Linked DNA regions of Homo sapiens: region 2 is linked to region 1. Evidence: read pairs that join two places in POLR2A ChIA-PET (ENCODE). Cell type or tissue: CD4-positive, alpha-beta T cell. All regions are shown on one strand. Each heading gives the region's core, and the rest is flanking DNA. Links, peaks and the distances in the headings are about the cores only.

Region 1 (2,914 bases), core at 262-2,761:
TAAAAATACTAACTTAGGGCAATGTTAAAAAGTCGGTAACTTTCTATGCTTAGCACAGACGGTCTACATAGTATGATTTATAAATGTGCTTATCTTATGTTAATCTTGCTCATACTAATTCACTATCTTTTGGTGAATTGATAGTTATATTGTACCAGAACTAGTGCTCTATGTCTTTGAAACTGAATGGCCAGTGAACTCACTGATCTGGAGTAGCCATGAGAAGCTAGTTCTTGACCATTATTTTGTAAGTTTCACTTTGATTTTGCTGATTCTACTTACTCAGAACAGAGTAAAGAAAAAGGTGTTTTTTAAGAAAAAAGAGATCTGATAACAAAACTATAAAATAATCGTCATGCCTAATTATATACCTGAAGAAATATCTGGTTAGTAGACATAAATGTGGTTTTCTAGCTTGGGACCTTTTTGATAGGTTCTGTAACTTCAGAGCACAGCTATATTTCCACAATATTTCCAGTACTTTAATTTTCAGAAATAAAAATATTTAACCCGGCCGGGCGCGGTGGCTCACGCCTGTAATCCCAGCACTTTGGGAGGCCGAAGTGGGCGGATCACGAGGTCAGGGGATCGAGACCATCCTGGCTAACATGGTGAAACCCCGTCTCTACTAAAAATACAAAAAAAATTAGCCAGGCCTGGTAGCGGGCACCTGTAGTCACAGCTACTTGGGAGGCTGAGACAGGAGAATGGCATGAACCCGGGAGGCAGAGCTTGCAGTGAGCCGAGATTGCACCACTGCACTCCAGCCTGGGCGACAGAGCGAGACTCCGTCTCAAAAAAAAAAAAAAAAAAAACCCTAAGACCCAGGCAACATTAGAAAAATGTACACAATGCCAGGTATGGTGGTGGCTCATGCCTATAATCCCAGCACTTCGGGAGGCCAAGGCAGGCAGATCACTTGAGGTCAGGAGTTTTGAGACCAGCCTGGCCAACACGGCGAAACCCTGTCTCTACTAAAAAATAAAAATTAGCCAGGCATGGTGGCATACGCCTGTAATCCCAGGTACTCAGGAACATGAGGCAGAAAAATTGCTTGAACCCAGGAGGCGGAGGTTGCTGTGAGCCAAGATCGCACCTCTGCAGTCCAGCCTGGGTGACAGAGTGAGGCTGTGTCTCAAAAAAAAAAAAAAAAAAAAAAAAAGTGTACACAAACCCTAGAGCCCCCACACAATAAGAATGTGTTGCCTTATGACTGAAATTGATACTTCTTAACTAGGGCAGAGGAAAATATTCTGTAGTGAATAGGAACAAACACCTTTATTTCATGATCTGTCTACACAGAAAGATGATAATAAAATTCAGCAAAGGAAATGTAGCTGTAATGTTATGACCTAGGAATTGGCTATTGGAGAAACACATCTATAAAATGAGTGTGAAATTCTGTCGTCCCTTAGAAGTATATAGATGCTTAAGAAATAGGTATCTTCTCAAAAGAAACAAATGAGATATTAATGATTTTGCCTAATTTGATGGGGGTGGGGGAAGTACACAGATTGGTATGTCAGAGTTGCTCTTCAAATAAGGAGATCTAGAATCTAGTTTCAGTCACTTCCTTTTTGCCCCTGTGGGCATGTAGGTCTTCTAGCAACTCAAGGCCACATGCTTAGACAACACAGATTAGTTTTGTACATGTGTTTAAATCACTGTGGTGATATGTGTCACAACAACAGCTAAAATCAGATAACTTTATTCCATCTACAGTGGCTTATTTATGTCAGGAAAATAGGGGGCAATTATTTTCCATCAAAGAGGTGAAAAGCAAATTAAGAAATGTTTTAAGACCCACTAAGGTTTTTTTTTTTTTTTTTTTTTGGGGACACATTAAGCAAAGCCACCATGGTACCTTAGGCTACTAATGCATTTGATTCTTCTTAACCCCAACCTGTTGTTTTAGGTGATTGAACCTGTGATTCAGCCTTCAGTAGGTGTTAGAGGCATCCAACACAGGTGGCAAGTATCGTCTACAGCACCTCTACTTCACAGTTACATTCAGCTGCTGTGATTCCTGGCCGACCCTATTATTCATACTTCAGGGTTTGTGTGTTTATATAGAAAAGGAAATGTGGCTCTCAACCCGAGATCGCGCTGCTGCACTTCAACCTGGGTGACAGAGTGAGACTCAGTCTCAAAAAAAAAAAAAATTGCTTTATAATTTAAAAGATTCTTTGCTTTGCTTTCTCTTTTAACTTACTGCTGCCTGGGAGGAGGTGAGCATTTACGTCTCCATTCTACAGATGAGGAAGATGAGGCTTTAAAAGGTTAGTAGCTGTCCCAGGGACTCAAAGCTAGTAAGTGACAGCATTACAAGTGGCACCTAAGCCTTCTGGTTTCAAATCCCCTTACTGTGCCATATGGTACAGTTTCCCACTGCGTTGTACATGTTGTGGAATAAGAATAAGGCTCACAGCTGTTACTAGTTAATAACGTATTCACCATTGGTAGAAAACTCAGAACTTGTGGTTAAAGTGGATTTTGTTCTCTTGCCCAAGACTGTTAACCATCATCAACACAACAGCTAAAATCAGCCTGTTACGCTCACCTGCTGTTTAATATCTAGATTCATAAAGATGAGAGAATGGAAAAACTGCAAAAGTGGTGAAAACAAATTCTGATAATAGGTTAATCAGAATTATCTAGGAAACAGTTATTAGATGAAAGGGGCTAGGTAGGTCACAAAGGTAAGTTCTCTTCCATCAAGGAACTCTTGAAGTGGATGCCATTAGACCTTTACAAACAACGGATATACCGTGTGCTGTATTAGAGGTATGGAACCGAAAGTAAAGGACAGATGCGCCCTTGTCTTGTCAACAGTAAGAGCCTCTTGTCCATCAAGAGAATTCATGTACTTTATAGGGTACTAACTCTACTAAAACTAACTCTATAAAGAACTTAA
Region 2 (2,914 bases), core at 193-2,692, 94 kb after region 1:
CCGACAATGATTTCTTAATAATTCTCCTTTTTCCCCCTCCCTTTAAAAAAGTTACTATTCTAGGGGACTGTCTTTGACTTTTCTCTTTTGCTTTTTCAGCACGTCAGTAAATCTGACTAATACGTGCTTTGCAGTGTTCTTCAGGGTCATCCTTTCTCCATTCCCACTACCCTGGCCTAGTCCAGACCCTTATTACCTGTGCTTGAAGCAATTATTTTAACTTTTTTTTAGAGACAGGGAGTCTCGCTATGTTGCCCAGGCTGGTCCCCAACTCCTGGCTTTAAGTGATTGTCCTGCCTCAACCTCCAGAGTAGTTGGGATTACAGGTGTGAGCCGCCACAGTTGACTAGAGCAACTCCAAAAGATAACATGCTGATCTCTCTCCTCCTAGGACCTTCTGTCAACCCAACACATTTCCCACGCCCAACATTTCTTGCCAATGGGATCCTCCTCTGGAGTCGGGCCAGCACCCAGTTGCCCTTCCCTCAACTACATTACGCTTAGCTTATCCCTACATTTCGCCCTTGTTTTGCTATACCCACCTTTTCCCGTTAAACACACACATGTTTACGTTCCCCTCCCATCTGCTCATTGAAGTTCTCTTTATTCAAGTTCAGCTCAAGTTTTACCTTTCTTTTTTTTTTTTTTTAAATTTTTTTTGGAGACAAAGTTTCGCTCTTGTCCCCCAGGTTGGAGTACAATGGCATGATCTTGGCTCACTGCAACCTCCGCCTCCCGGGTTCAAGCGATTCTCCTGCCTCAACCTCCCGAGTAGTTGGGATTACAGGTGCCTGCCACCATGCCCAGCTAATTTTTTTATTTTTAGTAGAGACGGGCTTTCACCATATTGGCCATGCTGGTCTCGAACTCCTGACCTCAGGTGATCCGCCCACCTCGGCCTCCCAAAGTGCTGGGATTACAGGCATGAGCCACCACACCTGGCCAAGTTCTACCTCTTTCACAATCTTTTCCTAGATGAATCAACACCTGTTTATAATAATTTTTTACTTGCTTTTAATTTGTGTAGTATTGTTATTGCCTTGAAATGTTCACTAGGTCGTTCATGTACCTAAGTCTTGACTCTCCAGCTGAATTGCTAGGATCTTTGAGGGCAGAGTGCATTTCTTACTTTTATCTCCTGCAGTTTCCCTTATCAAAAATGCTTAATGCGGCTGGACGTGGTGGCTCACACCTGTAATCCCAGCACTTTGGGAGGTTAGGCGGGTGAATCACCTGAGGTCAGGAGTTCGAGACCAGCCTGGCCAACATGGTGACACCCCCCTCTCTACAAAAAATACAAAATTAGCCAGGTATGGTGACACATGCCTGTGGTCCCAGCTGCTCGGGAGGCTGAGGCAGGAGAATCGCTTGAACCCGGGAGGTGGAGGTTGCAGTGAGCCGAGATCGTGCCACTGCACTCCAGCCTGGGCGACAGAGTGAGACTCCATCTGGAAAAAAAAAAAATGCTTAAGGGGCCAGGTTTGTGGTGGCTCATGCCTGTAATCCCAGCACTTTGGGAGGCTAAGGCGGGTGGATCACCTGAGGTCAGGAGTTCAAGATCAGACTGGTCAACATTCTGAAACCCCATCTCAACTAAAAAATACAAAAATTAGGTGGGCATGGTGGCACATGCCTGTAGTCCCAGCTACTCAGGAGGCTGAGGCAAGAGAATTGCTTGAACCCGGGAGGTGGAGGTTGCAGTGAGCCGAGATCATACCACTGCACTCCGGCCTGGGCGACAGAGCAAGACTCCATCTCAAAAAAAGAAAATGCTTAAGGAAAACTTGGAGAATGAATAAATGACTTCTGGGATGACAGGTGCAAATTCATCCTTAAAGCTTTGGCCTCTCTACCAATTCTAAACCCTTAAGAACATTTCCCTACTAGTGAGTAGGAACCTAGTCCAAAGTCATTGAGGATTTTTTTTTCTCCTTGCCCACCTGTCTTTCTTGGTCTCCCTTCCCCAGCTGCTTCAGTGCCCAGATGTGGCAGCCTTAGTGGATGACTTCACCACCTGCATTCTGGCAAACTGGTTCAAGAGTGAGGAGCCAGCCACAGTGAAGCCATTGCTGCAGATGCTAGAGGTCTTTGCGAAGCATGAAAACATGGTAAAATGGGGCAGGGGCTAAGGGTGTGCGCTCAGGAGATGTAACCAGGAGAAGGAACATCTGGTGTGTCCAGTTATAGATAGGGTGGGACACACTCTTGGGATCAAAGAGAGCAAATCCTCATGAGGCCAGTACAGCACAGACAGGAGTTGGGGCTTGAGCCATTCATGATTTCTCCCTCCCAGGAAAGGTCTCCTGAGGAAGTTTTTTCATGGGTCATTTCAGAGAATAGACCAAGCTAACCCCAGGATCTCACACGTCATCCAGGTCCCTTGGAGATTGCTGTCATCATCAGGGATGAGAAGCGCAGTGGCGATGGAAACTTACAGTGTAGTGGGAGGAGGGGGCCTCCTCTGTTTTCTCCCCTTCCCTCATGATGGACACAAGGTACCTCCCCAAATGCCCTCCTGGGCAGCTCACTCCGATGGCCACCCAGATGCTGGGCCAGTCCCAGCTCTGGAATGAAAAAGCAGTAGAGTGTGGCTCTCAATTGTGGGGCTGAATTGACTTGAAATGAGAATTCCTTGGCTTGGCAGGAGTTATTTCCCCAGCTCCCCATTCCCTGAGCCACTGTCTCCCGCAGGTGAGGCGGCTCCGAATCCTCCAGCCCTATGTGCTGAACTGCTGCTACTCCTCGAACAGCGACATCGTACTGGAGACTTTGCTGGTGCTGAAGAATCTCCTGAGCCACCTCACCTGGCAGCACTCCTCCTCCTTCCTGACCCAGCTCACCTTCACGCTGGTGCCCTTCTTTGAGGAGGTGAAGGCCTCTCTGGGGTCATTTTCTTTCTTTAGGCATCTGTAAA

Evidence for each region. Peaks named below come from ENCODE experiments on the same cell type or tissue, not always from the same donor. Only the 100,000 strongest peaks of a DNase experiment are listed, where the experiment ranks them.
Region 2: POLR2A ChIA-PET joins it to region 1 with 9 read pairs; 2 of 35 experiments call an interaction of 5 or more read pairs at or near these places.

The regions. Positions count from the first base shown.
Region 1 is chr1:200,860,855-200,863,768 of GRCh38, forward strand. No RefSeq gene overlaps it. Among named protein-coding and RNA genes, the nearest start is that of GPR25, 11 kb to the right of the region's middle. In CD4-positive, alpha-beta T cell, for the core only: no CTCF peak of the experiment used is centred there; DNase peaks (open chromatin) are centred at 1,567 and 2,057; H3K4me3 peaks cover 470 bases; H3K27ac peaks cover 1,310 bases.
Region 2 is chr1:200,955,332-200,958,245 of GRCh38, forward strand. It overlaps the pseudogene MROH3P. Among named protein-coding and RNA genes, the nearest start is that of INAVA, 62 kb to the left of the region's middle. In CD4-positive, alpha-beta T cell, for the core only: no CTCF peak of the experiment used is centred there; no DNase peak of the experiment used is centred there.